2 separate regions of the Mus musculus genome follow, and region 1 is linked to region 2. Evidence: chromatin loops called from intact Hi-C (ENCODE). Cell type or tissue: left cerebral cortex. All regions are shown on one strand. Links, peaks and the distances in the headings refer to the core of each region. The heading gives the core; the rest is flanking DNA.

Region 1 (8,345 bases), core at 330-8,329, 66 kb after region 2:
GGGACATGCTTCGTTGGTTAAAGTGTTTGCTGTGCAGATGTGAACACATGAGATCAGATCCCCAGCACATGTGTAAAAGCGATCATGGCAATGCATGCCTGTAAGAGCAGTACCGGATGGAGGGCAGAAACAAATGGATATCACTGGTGGCACCATGGTTTAGCCAAGCTGGAAGCTTCAAGTTCAGAGAGATGGTGTCTCAAAAAGTAAGTTGGTAAAGTGATTGAAGAAGAACTTGTCATTGACCTCTGACCTTGTGCACACGTGCACATGAACTCACATGCATAATGCAAACACACATGAATGCATACATACACCATATACACAAACAGGCATGTAGACACATTTACACAAAAACACATCTGTGTACATACACACATACATGCATATACATTACATACATATATTAAGAATATATACAACATACACACAAACACATCTGTGTATATACAGATTCTCAGTTCCTGGAAATAAAATTCAAATTTTATTATCACTTTAGTTGATGATAATAATTGTGTTTGCAAAATGCCTTGTGTGATTGGAAGGAGTGGGCATGGGACCAGCCTGCAGCATTTGACAGCTCCCATCAAACCCAAAGGACCACCAGTGTTCCCTAGTCTATCTGTGAGGGACGATTCCCATGCAAACTCCAGTGACAATAACCAGGAGGATTTGCCTATGTCCGAGTGGAGGAGCTATAGGCAGCAACTGCCAGTAAATCTCACTGTGGACTTGAAATGCTCTAATAATAAAGTTTATTAAACACTTAAGAATCCTAAGCAACAGGGGCTGGAGAGATGGCCCAGTGGTTAAGAGCACTGACTACTCTTCCAGAGGTCCCCAGTTCAAGTCCTAGCAACCACTTGGTGGCTCACAACCATCTGTGATGGGATCCGATGCCCTCTTCTGGTGTGTCTGAAGACAGCTACAGTGTACTCACATACATCAAATAAATAAATAAATAAATAAATAAATAAATAAATAAATCCCAAGCAACAAGAATGAATGCCTACTCAGTCAGTCCCCTGTTACCTACTTTTCATACTGGAGTGTGTTGGTCTTGGTTAGCTATCAGTTCACCTGACTGTGAGTGCAGAAAAGGCTCCCAATGATATAGTTTAAAAATAAGATCTCTGAGTTCTAGTCTCTGGCACATGGAGGGGACAGGGGGCAGGGGAAACCTATTCACACCTGGCATCTGAAGGAGGGGTTTGAAGATGCCTTGACAGGCATTCAAATGGGAGGTCACAAAATATTTGCTCTTTCAGTCATCACATCCCAACATCCTGCTCTTGGATCTCTCAGGACGACCACTGCAAAAAGGTGACTAACCACAGAAATATCATCCTTCATATCTCCATAGGGGCCTGAGCCAACAGCAAGGTACTTAGTGAGGGCACTGAGTATTTGATGACTGTGAACACCTGAGGCCGGCTCAGCTGAAGCTGGGAATCAATCCATGGAACTGTGGGAAGGCAACTTGTTCTATGTAAAGCTACTTTGCAGGCAGTGGAGCCTGCTCCGCAGGAGAAGCAAACTGACATACACAGTAAATATTTGTGGAATGAATGAATATACAAATACCAGACATCTGTGTATTCACATTTTCTTATTTTTTACACATATACACATTGTAGATCCTATACATATGTGTTCCCTTCTGGTGCGACTTGGAAAAACACGATATCTCCCAGGAAAATGTTCACTTCGTCAGTATGAACTCTATCGATATTGCTCACTGAAATTATTGGTGGTAGGTATTTCCAGTTGGGAAAAAATCCAAACTGTTGTCAAGTCCAGGGTCTGAAATCTCGCTGCTTACAAAAGATCGGGGGTATATTCAAGAATATGTGGTCACCTGCATTAGCCGTGTCTCATATGCAGAGCCTGAAGGAAGGAAGCAGCTAAGGAAATCCTAAGTTCTCCAAGTTGCAAGGGACACAACTCTAGCACTGTTCTTCCTTGGAGACTTGGGGAAGCCCTTGACAGATGCTCTCAGGTAAATAAGAGTGGTTGCTGTGGTGGCAGCAAGAGCAATGATGGTAGTGTGTGGTTCGTGGCTCTACCATCAACCCCGGGGGAAATCCTGGTGTACAATATGGTGTTACTCAGGAGGGTATGGGGGGAGGGGGGACCGCAGTGGCCATGGACCTTTTCCAAAGTTCATTTTATCACACTGTTGCCTTAACAACGTACAGATGCTAATTGAGGCTAGTGCGAATGCATACAGGAAAAACTACAGAAACACACACTCACACACACGGCCCATACTCATATATACACATGACATATACATATACACATATACAATACACACAGATATAGTTGATTTGTGTTTATAATTTTCATTTTATCACCAAGTCTTCTATCCTTTGGTAGTTTCTGGTCTCTGTACTGATCGTATTCTCTATTGAGAGTCTAAGTTTTGTCTCTACTTTTCCTTTTCCATAAAGAAAAGTCTGCTCCATCATGTCTTGAAGAAGAAATGTATACAAATTTAGTGTATGGACTTATACTTTGCCAACAAGTACTACGTTCACAATGTTTCTACTACAAAGAAAGTCAATTTTAAAAAATATTCATACACTGGCATATTTAACCACTATCATTATAAAAATAGAGGGACTGGAGAGGTAGCTTGGTGGTTAAGGACACTTACTCCATTTGTGAGAACCTAGGTCATGCCGAGCTGCTCACAACCATCTGTAACTCCAGCTCCGAGGGGGTGGATATCCAATGCCTTCTTCAGGCCTCTGTAGAAACTGCATATGCACATCACACACACACACACACACACACACACACACACACACACACACAAAACCACATAATTGAAAATAAAATAAAATCTTTAAAAAATCAAAAATCAAAATATTAGGAAAAGCTAGCAACTTAATCAAAGTGAGAAGGTTGTCAATGCATTATGGAGAGAGAGAGAGAGAGAGAGAGAGAGAGAGAGAGAGAGAGAGAGAGAGGAACCATTTTCTAAACAAAATATAAAACCTCAATAGATCTATTTTCCTTGTCATGGAAATAGTTGTTCTTAATTTTTCAGTTGGTGAGCATCTAAACACTGACCCAGACTCCAGCTTACCTAACCAGCATGAGGCCACTGCCCACAGCCATCTGTAAGGCCACTACTAACCATTTACAAAATGGCACTATGATGCCCAGGTTGGAAGCAGCTGGAGGAGGCACAGGCTAATGCCCCATGGATCTCAGTGGAGCCGTCATACATAGGAGATACATGTTGGCATAGGAAGGTTCCAAAGCTGCTTGTAAAACTGTCAGAGACACACAGCATCACAGCGAGCCACAGGTGGGGTACCATTTCCACTGGGATGTGGCTGAGCTCAGCACACCAGATGGTCTGAGAGCAAGTGTATAAAGCATCCCTGACAACCTGTGTAGCCAAACCTCTGACTCATTGCTTCTGCATGGTATATTTGGCTTGCAATGTCACATCTCTGCATCTGGGAAGTGTTATTTGAAGTTAGAATTACTTAGAGTTCAAAGGAGTCATTATGACCAAGGTGGGAAACACACACCACACTGTGTATGTTTTAGAAAAGTCACCTAAATACAGCTCGTCTTACCTCTTGATGACAGAACACAAGTATTTAATCTTTACTTCTGTTTTTACTTTCATTTGATTATTTGTTTTCTATACAGGATCTCATGTATCTTAAGCTGGCATCAAACTGGTCTGTAGCCTATGAGTGCCTTAAACTCTTGATCCTCCAGCATCTACCTCCCTAGCACTGAGATTAAGGGTTTGCACAACCACTCCCCATTTACAGGGTACTGGGACAGGAACCCAGGGCCTTGTATACCTAGGCAAAACCTCTACCACTTGAACTACATTCATAGCTTTTATTGCTTTAAGTAATGATCATTTTATTATTCCAAAGAGACGATAGCTCATGTTATTATGTGAAGGTGAAAGCAAAATGTGATTTTTCAAAAACAGATGGTCATAAACTAGAAAATGGGTCTGCAGGGATTTTTTTTCAATGTTGGTCTGAGTTTGCATATCTGCTGGCTTACAGCTGTGACTCAGTCTGATGGGAGGACTCCCTCTCTCTCCGGTTAGCTCATATTACTTTAGAGTCTGCTTGGCTTAGTTGCAGCAGGCTGGTCTGATGCTGCTTGTATTCTAATGGTAAATACTGGTTCTCAAGCTCTGGTTGCCTGACAACCAGATCTTTGTGTACATTAAGTGATGCTGTATAAACCTTGCTCCCCAGTTTAACTGGTCAATAAAAGACTATGACTGAGAGCCTGTGATTGGGCAGTGGAGGGAGAAAGGCAGGACTTGAGGATCTAGTGAGGAGGTGGTAGGGAGAGAGAGGAAGAAGGAAGAATGCATCATGGGGTGGGTGGATCCTGAGCACATGGACATGAGGGCTGGCCAGTTGGAGTACGAGTGGTCCAGGTGGAACATGGCAAGTGATATCTCAGGATTGTTGGCAGAGAAGTAGACAAAATAGCATAGAGGGTTAAAATCTGTCCAGCTTTAAGGCTTATTATAAATATAAAGATTTTGTGTCATTTATTTATTTGGGAACTAAATGATCTAAGGTGGGGTAGAAACTAATTGATTACTGTAACACTTGTCTCATATCCCACAGTCAATCACCACCCTGGAGGAGCTGAAGTTACAAAACACTGCCCAGCAGCTTTCTGATTTAGTGAGTGTTTTGCTCACAGCAGAAGTACTTGAGTGAATGTTATCATTTATTTAATAACCCAACCCATTTCTTAGAGAGAAGTCTGAGCAGTTAAGAACATTTGCTGCTCCTGCAGAAGACCTGAGTATCGTTCCCAGTTCTCTGGGTATCTCACAACCACCTGCAACTTCAGATTCAGGAGAGTCAATGCCTCTAGTTTCTGTGGGCATCTGCACACACATGTGCACGCAACAACACAGTACACACATAAGTAAAAATAAAATAAATAAATTTTATATATATTTAAAAACCTGTTGTGGGGTAGTCACCAAAGAAGTCTATTCTAGCATGGCTTTAAGGCAATAGAAAGTCTTTATTAGCCAGCCAGATACTACACTAGGTTTTTGGGATCTGAGTGTAGCACCAAGCCTTTCTCAGGGTGAGCTTTTAATCACAAAAATCAGGTCCTGGTTTGACATACTTCACTTAACAAGAACAGTTAGCCAGAAGCAAAACTACAGAAAATCAAAAGCAAGGTGAGTACATTTCAGTCTTTCCCAGGACTATGGACTTTGATGGATTAGGTTTTTGTTTTCTTCTATGGCAGGTGATGCTGTCTGTGTGCTGGGTTTTGCGGCCTGAATGGACTTCAACCATGGAGTCCATTGTGCTAAGATATGGAGGTCTACTAAGATCTCGGGGCCTGTTACAAACCTAATCCTAGGCTCAGCCATCAACCTTGTCAAGTGGCCTCAGGAGGCCTGATTTGGGAGTCGTGAATTGCAGGGTCTGTTCATCTGTGCCACCCACACATGACAGACACATAGTCTGCTGCTACACACTTACTACTGCCAAGGCACTTGGATTTTAAATGGCTCCATTTAAGGACATGCTTATCAAATTGCCACATTGCCACATACATAATTGTGCCTGTTTCAGTTTGAGAAGAACACTCGACAGGTTTTTGTTTGTTTGTTTTATTTCTGTTTTTTTTTTAATTGGATATTTTCTTTTTTTAATTGGGTAGTTATTTCACTTACATTTCCAATGCTATCCCAAAAGTCTCCCACACACTCCCCCTGGCGTTCCCCTGTACTGAGGCATATAAAGTTTGCACGACCAATGGGCCTCTCTTTCCACTGATGGCCGACTAGGCCATCTTCTGATTCATATGCAGCTAGAGACACAGCTCCGGGGTGGGGTGGGGTGGTATTGGTTAGTTCATATTGTTGTTCCACCTATAGGATTGCAGATCCCTTCAGCTCCTTGGGTACTTACTCTAGCTCCTCCATTGGGGGCCCTGTGATCCATCCAATAGCTGACTGTGAGCATCCACTTATGTGTTTGCTAGGCCCCGGCATAGTCTCACAAGAGACAGCTATATTAGGGTCCTTTCAACAAAATCTTGCTAGTGTATGCAATGGTGTCAGCGTTTGGAGGCTGATTATGGGCTGGATCCCTGGATATGGCAGTCTCTAGATGGTCCATCCTTTCGTCTCAGCTCCAAACTTTGTCTCTGTAACTCCTTCCATGGGTGTTTTGTTCCCAATTCTAAGAAGGGGCAAAGTGTCCACACTTTGGTCTTCATTCTTTCTTTATTTACTTTTCAACTGTTATCCCTTTTCCAGGTCTCCCCTCTGGAAACTCCCTATCCCATCCCTCCTCCCCTGCCTCTATGAGGGTGTTCCCTCACCCACACACCCATTCCATTCCCTCCTTCCTGCCCTGGCATTCCCCTACACTGGGCCATTGAACCCCCACCAGACCAAGAACCCCCACCAGACCAAGGGCCACTCCTCCCACTGATGTCCAACAGGGCCATGTTTTACTGATTCTTTCCCATTAAAAAAAAAAGTATTCTTTGGGAATTCCATTAGTGTATATATGAAGTATGAAGACACTCACTCCCCGTTTCTCCTTCCATTTCCCCTGTATCTTTCTCTACACATCTCCCCAAATTCATACCTTCTTTAAACAAATATTAGCCACTAAGCTCAGCTTGTGTGCAGGTGTATGTGCACTCCCCCCACACTTGGGCATTGTTTTTCAGATGCAGGTAACATCCACCATGTTGCATTGAGACAAGATCTCTCCTTAGGGCCTGGAGCCCACTGCTTAGGTTAAGCTGGCTGCCTAGAGACACAGCGGTATCTTGTCTCCAGTTCCCTGACACTTGGATTATAAACATGCGCCACCATGCTTGGCTTATTTTTTTTTTCTTTTCTAAAATGTAGATTAAATTCAGGTCCTTACATGTATAAGACAAATGCCTTATAGATGCTGCTCTCACCCAAGCCTTAGAATTCCTAATTTTCTGGTTGTGGGAATTATAGAGTAAGCATATAAGATGGCAGGCTCTCACCACGCTTACTGTGGATGCTCTGTTGTGGACTAGTATTGATGCAGTTGCTTTCTTTACTCTCTGTGCCCACATTTCACACTGTCCTGAGCAAAGGCCAGTTGCTCCGCAGCATCTTCCTTCATCAAAACTAAAGCTGAAGATGTGCTTCCAGCTTCCAGGAGTGCTCACCTCGGTGGGCATTCTCCATCCTTTGATGCGGTAGTTTCAAGGCTCCCCCGAAGCATGGCCTTTTTGCAAAGCCTTTTCTTGAATTGTTCTCTTACTGCTCCCTACTTTGTGGACCTTGAAAGAGTTGGACTGTGGGTGGGATGGCTTTTGCCTCCCTGTATTCTTTTATATAGGAACCATCAATTTATTAATTTATGAGATATTTTTGGAGACAAAAAGTGTGTCTTCCTTTGTATTTTCTAGCATCAGGTGACCCTGGAGGCCAAGTTGGCTAACAATAGGGACTTGGGGGGTTAAAAAAAATTACAGTGAAGAGCATGGGAGGTCTTAAAGTGGCATTCCACCTAAATTTGAAGGAAGTAGCTACACAGACCTTGAGTCTCTACAACTTCAAGTATTGTTTTAACAGCAATTGACAAGACAACTACTGGGACTGGAGATGGCTCAGCAGTTAAGAGTACTGACTGCTCTTGCAAAGAACCCACATTTGATTCCCAGTACTTACATGGTGGTTCATAACCATCTGTAAATCCAGATGCAGGTTATCTGAACCCTCTTTTCTCCTGCCTGGATATCAGGCACCAATATGATGCATAGATATGCACACAGGCCAAACACCAATACCCATGAAATGAAAATAAAGTGCACAGGGTGAACCCCTGCCAACACACATATAGAAAAAAAAACACAAATAATACCTTTTCTTTCTTTCACATCATAAGTGTAGTCATGCATGTGTGTTAACTCATTCACCCTTGTTCTAGAACAGGCACTTACAGTTTGGAAACCTGCACTGAAACCAGGACACCGCCTATTGATACAACAGTCACCAAGGTGGGTCTGTGAGTCTCTTTAATGCATCTCAGATCCTCAGTAGTTGTGAGGAAACCAGCCCCTGCTATCACAGTTCTCATAAACCTACTACATCTCTGAAGTTCAGCAGCAACTTCAGCTGTCCCAGGAAGGAGCCATCAGTATCCCAAGTAAGATTTCACATTGTGTGACTTCCCAGCATCTTAAACAGAATTTATCTTATTCTGGCACAAGATGGCCAAAACATCTGGAGAAACAAATTGAGGTGAGCCCTTTCCAGGAGTGCTAATGAAACGAGAGTTGTCAGGGTAAGACAGAGACAAGGTGAGGGC
Region 2 (8,345 bases), core at 55-8,054:
CTGAAGAAGAATCAAGAAGGTTGAACCAGTGAGGGTTTAGCTTTGATCTGCTTCACTCGTGAGTTCACTGAAAAAAAATCAGAGATTTGAACCAATCTGTAGGACTTCCGTGGTCAATGTTTGTTAGATCTGCCGAGCCCTCAAATTAAAGAAAAAGTAAACATCTTGTCTAATCAAATAATGCACTACTTAAAGTTAAATCAATATGGCCACATTTCTAGGCTGAATAAAACATGAATCCCTAATAGAGTTATAGAGGACAGTCAGGTCTAATGGGCCCATAGTTCTAAGATTTAACTGTGAAGATAGGAACACAATGAGTGTGAGGACAGGAATGGACTAGAAGGGTGGAGGGAATGCATTTGACATCTGCTCCAGTGCGGGCATGTGCAAACGAAAATCAATTTCCTTGAGCACATCTCTCCAGCCCAGGAAGTATAGATGGGTGGCATCAACCTTTCTTAATTTTTTTCAATATTTGCTCCTCTCAATGGGGATAGCTGAACATTTAGCTTCAGTGTGCAGCCTCAGAGTATGACCTGGAAGTAAAGTGAATCGATACATCTTTCTGATAAGAAATGACACTATGCCACTTTCCAACACTTGAGGATAGGAGGATATCCATGTATGTATGTATGTATGTATGTATGTATGTATGTATGTATATGTATATACATATATTTATCTCTATCTCTTTATATCTATCTATCTATCTATCTATCTATCTATCTATCTATCTATCTATCTATCTATCTATCCTGTTTCCTGTATATTTATATATCTATATCTGTACTTATATCTCCATATCTATCTGTCTGTCTGCTATCTATCTATCTATCTATCTATCTATCTATCTACCTATCTCTATGTGACATCTATATCTACATATCTTTGGAATAAGAGAAGAGACTATGGCTTTCATAACTTTCAGTTTAGAGATCCTTACAAAGAGATTTTTGGCTTAGCTCCAGTTTCCAGCTCATCCAGTACACTAACGGCTGGGAGGATGGGGCAGGAAGGCACACTGAGGTCTGAGGGATTCTTCTTGAAGTGTGAATGGTCCACAGATAGAAGAGAACCTGCTTTCACACAAGTCTGAGCAGGCTCCAGCACAGGTGCTTGCTCCTATGAGCCTTTTCTGGAGACTCAGATCCTCAAGGTTGAGTTTTCGTTGACTATGGCAGACATGCACACATCTGTTAGCCTTCTCTGTAAAGCTACTGCTTGGGCCTGTAGCGATGGCTCAGCAGTTAAGAGCACTTGTTGCTCTTGCAGATGACTGAGACTCAGTTCTCAGCACCCACATGGAGGTTCACAACTATCTGTAACATCCTAGAAACAGACAAGCAATGAAGAGCCTCCTGTAAAAGAATCTTTTCTTTTGAAAAAAACAATAGAAGGTTTCATCCTCTTTCCAACATTAACCCAGAGCCTGGGAAACCTGAACAGGCAGACAGGGTTTCAAGATATCTGAACATTCTTTAAAGGTTTAGTCTTGACTGTCACAGGATGACATAGGACAGATCCAGGAATCAACAGCCATCATCCTGTCTCTCCAGAACAAGGAATATGGCAAGCCTGAACCAACTCCTATGGGACCTGTTAATCAGATCACAAAGCATCTGAAATAATTAATATTCAGTCTCAAAGGAAAGGAAGCGTGATTGCTTTGTTGTACAAAGTATAGCTAATGTCAGGAAAAGAAATTAAGGAAATTTGTTCTCAGTGCCTGGAATTAGGAAAGATTGTGTGTGTGTGTGTGTGCGTGTGTGTGTGCGCGCGCACACACACACACACACATGAATGCTTAGATTCTAGAAGACAACTATTGTCATTCCATTATTCACTTCAGCATTTCTTTGAGTTAAACTTTGACATGTTACCAGGGGCCAGGCAGGACCTTCTGATAGGAGTGTTGGGAAAGCATTTGAATCAGGATATTCAATTTCCTTGGATTAAAAAGCTACACACAAAATCAGTAGAACACATGTGCAGAAAAAATAGGGGCTGCTATCATGACTCCAGGTAGTAAAGGTAAATTTTCTGCTGAGCCTGAAGCTCTAAGTTTGATCCCCGGGGAGTCTTGTGATAGAAGGAGAGAACTGACTCCTGAATGTCCTCCTCTTCAACATTCAACATGTTCCATGATGTGCATGTGTGTACATGCATATGCGCATGCACACTCTCTAAATAAGTAAATAAATAAATATGCAAGAAGAAATAAGTTACTTGAGGTTCAATGTGTGAGAATGGACTCCGGTTGCAGATGCTTGTGGCTGCAAACTTGCTAGGATGGTTACCTTTTGATTTCATCTTGTTGCATAGTCATTATATATCCAGGTATGGTTCCTTGATAAGAAGTTTGCAGGGAACTCTGTGCCCCCCTGGAAAAGATATCTTGGATCTTGCTGGAGCATATGCCAATCAAGCATATCTGAAGATAGAGACTGATCTATTTCCTACAGCTTATTAACATTACACACTTTACATTACGTCTTTCATTGCACACTTGTGTGACATTATGGTCTCATCTCCTCCTGCTTCATTCAGTTCCTGTCTTGGTTTCCCTCAAAGTGGTCTGAAATGTAAGCCAGATATGCCCTTACTTCCCAAGTTGCCTTTGGTCAGAGTATTTTTTTTTTTTAATGACAGCAACAGAAAGCAAACCGGAACAGTGTTATAATAAATATGTGTTTACATAATAGGAAAAGATAATTGTTCTTATCCTTGCAAAAAGCCGTAAACTTCCACAGATGCACCAGGCTTGGGGACACCCTCATTCCAGTGATTTGTTTCTGGAAGTCATGTGGTATGTTTCTTTGCAGAGCCTCTGACACATCCCTGGGTGATCCATCCATCACTCTGAAGCCGCCATTGACTTGAGGATTCCTGCTTAATGTATGATTAAACGGAAGCCCCAGGAACACAGATTCCCTCTTAGTAAGCATCGTGGAGGGCTTCAAACAGATGGTGTGGCACACAGTCTGGAGTCCAAAGTACCAGATGCCTCTTGCCATGGCAGTTTCATTTTATGACGCTCACAGCCTACACAAGTCTCCCACTTAGAATGAATTGATTGTTGATTCTCATTTTTTTCCAGAGAGAAGTAGGAGTGACTTTTAATAATATATAGACAGCTATACCCAGTGCCACCACCATGCAAAGGGCTCTTCTCTTTTTCCAGTTAATGCCTAGGGTGGCAATAAGTCCAGAGCAGCCTAGGACGAAATCAAACATGGGTGATTCTACTCTTGACGGCTAATCTTGGTTGTTAGGCCAACTGCATCTGGAATCACCTAAAACCCAAGAGCTGGGCAGGCCCATGAAGAATGTTTCTGATTGGATCACGTGAAGTGGGAAGACCCATCTTAAATCTGGGTTATTTGAAGTCGGAAGAACCATTCCAAGTCCAGGCTTCACTTTCTGGTGGTAGCCCACATAAAGGACATGGAAGAAGGATGGCTTTGATTTTTTTGTTTTTTGTTTTTGCCTGCTTGCCCTCACCCTTGCTGGCAAGTTCATCTATCCTGCTGCACAGATAATCCTTTGTTGGTGTTAGAACCTACTTTTTCAGGATCACTCTTCACAGACTAAAGACCAGCTCAAGTCCAAGAATTCCCCAGGGACTCTAGGCTTAGGTTGGAACTATTGGCACACTCAGTCTCATGTGTGACTAACAAGTAACAAAACCTTGGTCTTGGTCTTCATGTTGGGAGATCCCTATTGTTGGACTACTTGAACTACAGCCTGTACACACACACACACACACACACACACACACACACACACCACATTCTATTTTTTTTTTTTTTTTGGTTCCTTTGGAGAACCCTGACTTATCCACTTCTTTATTTGGATTCTGTGTTCCCCAGAGCCCCCTTTCTCCAGCAGGTACATATCTGGGACAGGGAGATACTCTGCAACCTTCTAACATTCCCAGGGCTGGTCTCGTCTCCATGCTTCAATCTGCAGATCATTTCCAGGCATTAAAAAATCCCTGTGGTTTTGCTTCATTCGAATGCTCCCTTATCGAAACTGTAATTGTAATTAACACAAATGGAAAATCCCTGATACAACTCATCACATTTTATCCTGTATAATTACTTTGGAGGTTCCCAGTCCTTAGACATTTGTGTGTGTGTGTGCTGTATTCAAGATAGTTATCAAATCCACATATCACCTTTAATCTTAATTAATAATTTTCCATTTTCTATTAAAAATGCTAACATGTCCATAATGAGTATGCATGTTGTATATAGTAGGTTTACAGTACACACACACACACACACACACACACACACACACACACACACGCACGCACGCACGCACGCACACACACACACACCTATATATTTAGAATGTTTTGTTTAATATTCAGTAAAATAATTCTCACTGCTCATTAGAGGATTTTCACTGAATGGCTTCAAGAATGTGCTACTGATCTGTAGATTTCCTCTAATCCCCAAATTCACCCTTCTGTCACCTGCACTGAGAACATGCATCGGGGCCCTTTGGATATTTTTTTTTAGTGTGATCTGACCCAATGACAAACTTTGTCAGGAGAGGGCACTAGAGAGACAGGCACTGCTGAGGGAGAGGGCGCCTAGCTCCCCCGCACACCTCCTTCCCAGCAGATACCTGCCTTGCCTCACAGCCCACCTTAAACAGTGCAGGCAGCTTCTCCACTTCATACCCTTTCAGCCCCCACACAGAGGGAAAGTGGTTTCCGTAGCATCCCTACAGTGCATGGTGCTCAGCCACCCCCACAGCAGCTTCTCACACTTCTACCAAGACCCTTTCCATGGGCAACCTTGCTGGAGTCTCAGCTCTCACCACCTCTGGGGTACAGGGCTCCTGAAGAGGTAGGGTGAGAGGGTTCCACGTCCCTCTGCATTTCTTAGAGCAGGAGCTTTGCGCGCACTGCACCATCCTGTGGGCATCCTAGAAGCGCTCAGCTAACTCCATTTTCAGTTCTTGCCGCCCCCTGGCCCCTATCATTTTCTCGTTTACAATCCTGGACATGGTGATGAAGCTTTAAATCCTTCAAACATGCTCCTGCAGGCAGCTGCTGACTCTGTTAGTGTGACCTTCTCAGCAGGCACGATTTACACGCTTGGTCATTTGTCTTCCCTGTTGTTAAATAGTAGCAGTCAAAGGAGGGACGAGGAGTCAGAGGAATGTCTTAGTAGGTAGGAAGGATCCGTGGGCAACTTCAGCTCTCACTGACAGCCTTTTGATGTCTACATGACCAAATCAGATTGCATTTGCCTGTAGACCCATTTATGGAAGCCCATTAATTAATCACAGGATTAGGAAAATATGTATACCTCATACATCTAGGCTGCCATGTTAACCCCAGCCTCTTGTCACCCTTTTATTACGTTTCCTGTTTTATTTTAATTTTCTTTGTTGTGTGTATATGTGCATGAGTCAGAAGACATCTCAAGTGTTATTTTCAGATATCAGTTTTTTCCCTTTTTTGGTGTGTGTGTGTGTGTGTGTGTGTGTGTGTGTGTGTGTGTGTGTGTGGTGTGTGAGTGTTATCAGTGTCTCTGAAGTGAAGATCACCATTTGCAGTCTTAGCCAGCATGGCTGTTCAGGGAACTCCCAGAAGCAGCTGCTCTCCACTGCACCCCACCCCAACATAGGCATGTTCTGCTCTTATGTCAGTGCTGGGGATTTGAACTCACATCCTCCTGCTTTCACAGAAAATGCTCTTAGCTGCTGAGCCTCTCCTCCCCACTCCTCCCAGCCACACAAATCTTCCAGGGAATTAGGATAGGAAGACATTTAAAGGCCATGTGATCAGAATAGGGCAATCAGTTAAAAATGTGGTAGAATGTGAATGATGTCATGGGCTGCCACCCTTGTAGCAGGGTGACATCACAGGGAAAAATAACGGTCTCTTTTGTTCTCAAGTGGCTATACCTTTAGGCTGCTCATAGTTTATTTTTCCGAACCAAACCAGCGCTATGATTAACATTTTTGTTGCCATATTCTGTATGCGTTTATTTCTGTTTCTTCAGGCTATGGTCTCTGCTTGCTTGACAGGGTGTTTGTATTAAAGTCTTTCAACTTTTTATGTATTGTATCTTAGCCATCAAGGCTCTTTAGGACACAACGTAATGAATGAGCCCCATGTCTAACACCCTCCCTCCCCACAGCCCCTCTGGTCAAGATTTTGCCCATTGTGGGGACAAAAACGGTTGCTCTGTGGCCATGATACATTGTATTTTCCTCTTTCCCAAAATAAATATTAAACTTGATGTTCAGATGTGAAATTACGATAAAAGGAGACAATTCATTTATCAAGGCTTTTGAAATGTATTTCCTCCAAAATTATTTTTTCCCAGTCTATGTGTTTCTCTTCACTGTTCCCAAAGTCCATGTTAAAACGAAATAAGGCATTCTGTCAACTTGATAAATCACATCTCAACAGTCTGTTGTGTGTTTCTTTGATTACCAATGAGATTAAACGGCTTCTTTTCCACAAGAGTGACGGAGCTGGTTCTCTGTCTGGTGAACATCGAGTCTTTCTCTTTGCATGTGTCTTTGTGTGCTCCTGTCTGTCCTTGCGTGTCTCTCTCCTCTTTGTGTGTGTCTCTGTGTGCAGGTCTGGATGTGTCCATGTGTCACTGTGTCTTTGTGTGTGCCTGCCTCTGTTTGTGTTTCTCTCTCCTCTGTATGTGTACGTCTGGGTAAATGCCGTTGTGTCCCTGTCTCTTTCTCTGTCCTCTCCTCTGCTCTGTGTGTCTGTGTGTATAGGGCATTGCTGATTTGGATGTAATTTTTATGAAGAGTTGGACACTGTTACCCATTAGCTTCTTACATTACCTTTTTCTGATTAATTTTGTAGAGTGCAGGCCTCTAGGAGAGGAGATGGCTATGGATGTACAGGGAGGAAGTGATGGACAGGCCCCATGGGCACTAAATAGTATGTTTAAAGACCTACACACAGATTGGGATGAAGGGGTGAAAATAAAGTACTGGCTTCTGGCTGACCTTGCTGCAAGGGAGTGAATCTGGATCTGACATAGATCCCCAAGTGCCAAAGAAGCAGGTGACACTGGCTCCCTCTGTAGATGGGAACCAAGGTGAACAAAGGAGGGTTGTACAGAATTTCTGTAGCTGGCTCTGTCAGCAGCCCCTCCTCCAAAAGTCCGGACCAAACCTTTGAGCGACAGGTTAGGACTCATCAAGGGCTACGAATGGCCACACGCCATCCTTTACAGTGACCCTCAGTGTGGACAATGACCATCAGAATGTGTTTTTACAAGTAATGTTAAGCAAGAAAAAAACAAACAAACAAAAAATACAAACAAAATCCAACCTATAAAATTGCAACAGAGTGTAGTTTTTTTTTTTCCCCACTGTGTCAATGAGACTCACTTGCAAACATCTTCAGGTCCTGGAATAAAATAAAGATGAGATAAAATATATATTACAGGCTGATTTGTTTCCATAGCAGGAGGAATTATTTAGCAACGTTGCCTCAGGTGAAATATATTAACAACATGCCTTGGAAAATATGTTTGTTATTTGAACTGAGGTGACACTTTCACCTTGAAGATAAAACCTCACTGGAGTTATTAAGATGAACACAATCCATCTGCAGTGGAGAAAAGTCATCTTAATTTAGCTTGCTCCTAACGAGTCTGGGAAAGCAAATTCTCTCTGTGCCCTGACACTGCAGTGTTTAAGAATTGGGATTGGGTCTGGGCCTGAAAGAATAAAATGTGTGTGTGTGTGTGTGTGTGTGTGTGTGTGTGTGTGTGTGTGTGTGTGTGTGAGTATGGGTATGTGTGTATAAGTGTGTGTATGAGTGTGTATATGTGTGTGAGTGTGTGTGTGTTTGAGTGAGCGTGTATGTATGTGCACATGTGTGCACACATGCGTACTTCATGTGTGCAATATTCATGGGGGAACAGAAGAAGGCACAAATCCCCAAGAGCTGGTGTTAGAGCCCCCGACATGTGTGCTGGGAACCAAACGCTCTTAACCATAACACCCAGTTTCCAACACTTTATGTGCTGAGACCCTGACTGTGTTTTGATATTTAGTAACTTACCATATTTCTATTCTGTTTGCTTGGAAATTTACAGAAGTTTCATAAAGATAAGGCTTCAAATCAACATTCACAGTGGTAGCTGGAGTCCTCACAGAGTAATTCAGTGCCCATCGTCCTTAGGACAGGGACATTGGTATTTCAGGAGCTGGTGTCTGTGTCTGGTGGAGGGAGTTAAGGCTCACAGTTCTACCTGAGCTCTTGGGATGTGATTTACTTCTTACCTTTAAACCTTTGACATCATCAGTTCTCAGGGACTTTGCTTTGGTCTTTGGTAACC

The links. Hi-C counts contacts between places; a loop is a spot of excess contacts. Peaks named below come from ENCODE experiments on the same cell type or tissue, not always from the same donor. Only the 100,000 strongest peaks of a DNase experiment are listed, where the experiment ranks them.
Region 1: it touches region 2 in a loop (2.5-fold over the local background); 3 of 42 quality-filtered maps call a loop at or near these places.

The regions. Positions count from the first base shown.
Region 1 is chr5:126,263,305-126,271,649 of GRCm38, forward strand. No RefSeq gene overlaps it. Among named protein-coding and RNA genes, the nearest start is that of Gm23151, 120 kb to the right of the region's middle. In left cerebral cortex, for the core only: no CTCF peak of the experiment used is centred there; DNase peaks (open chromatin) are centred at 3,372, 4,144, 4,316 and 5,481; H3K27ac peaks cover 655 bases.
Region 2 is chr5:126,197,106-126,205,450 of GRCm38, forward strand. No RefSeq gene overlaps it. Among named protein-coding and RNA genes, the nearest start is that of Gm40329, 160 kb to the left of the region's middle. In left cerebral cortex, for the core only: a CTCF peak has its summit at 4,566 (motif pointing right); DNase peaks (open chromatin) are centred at 2,967, 4,596, 5,186 and 5,551.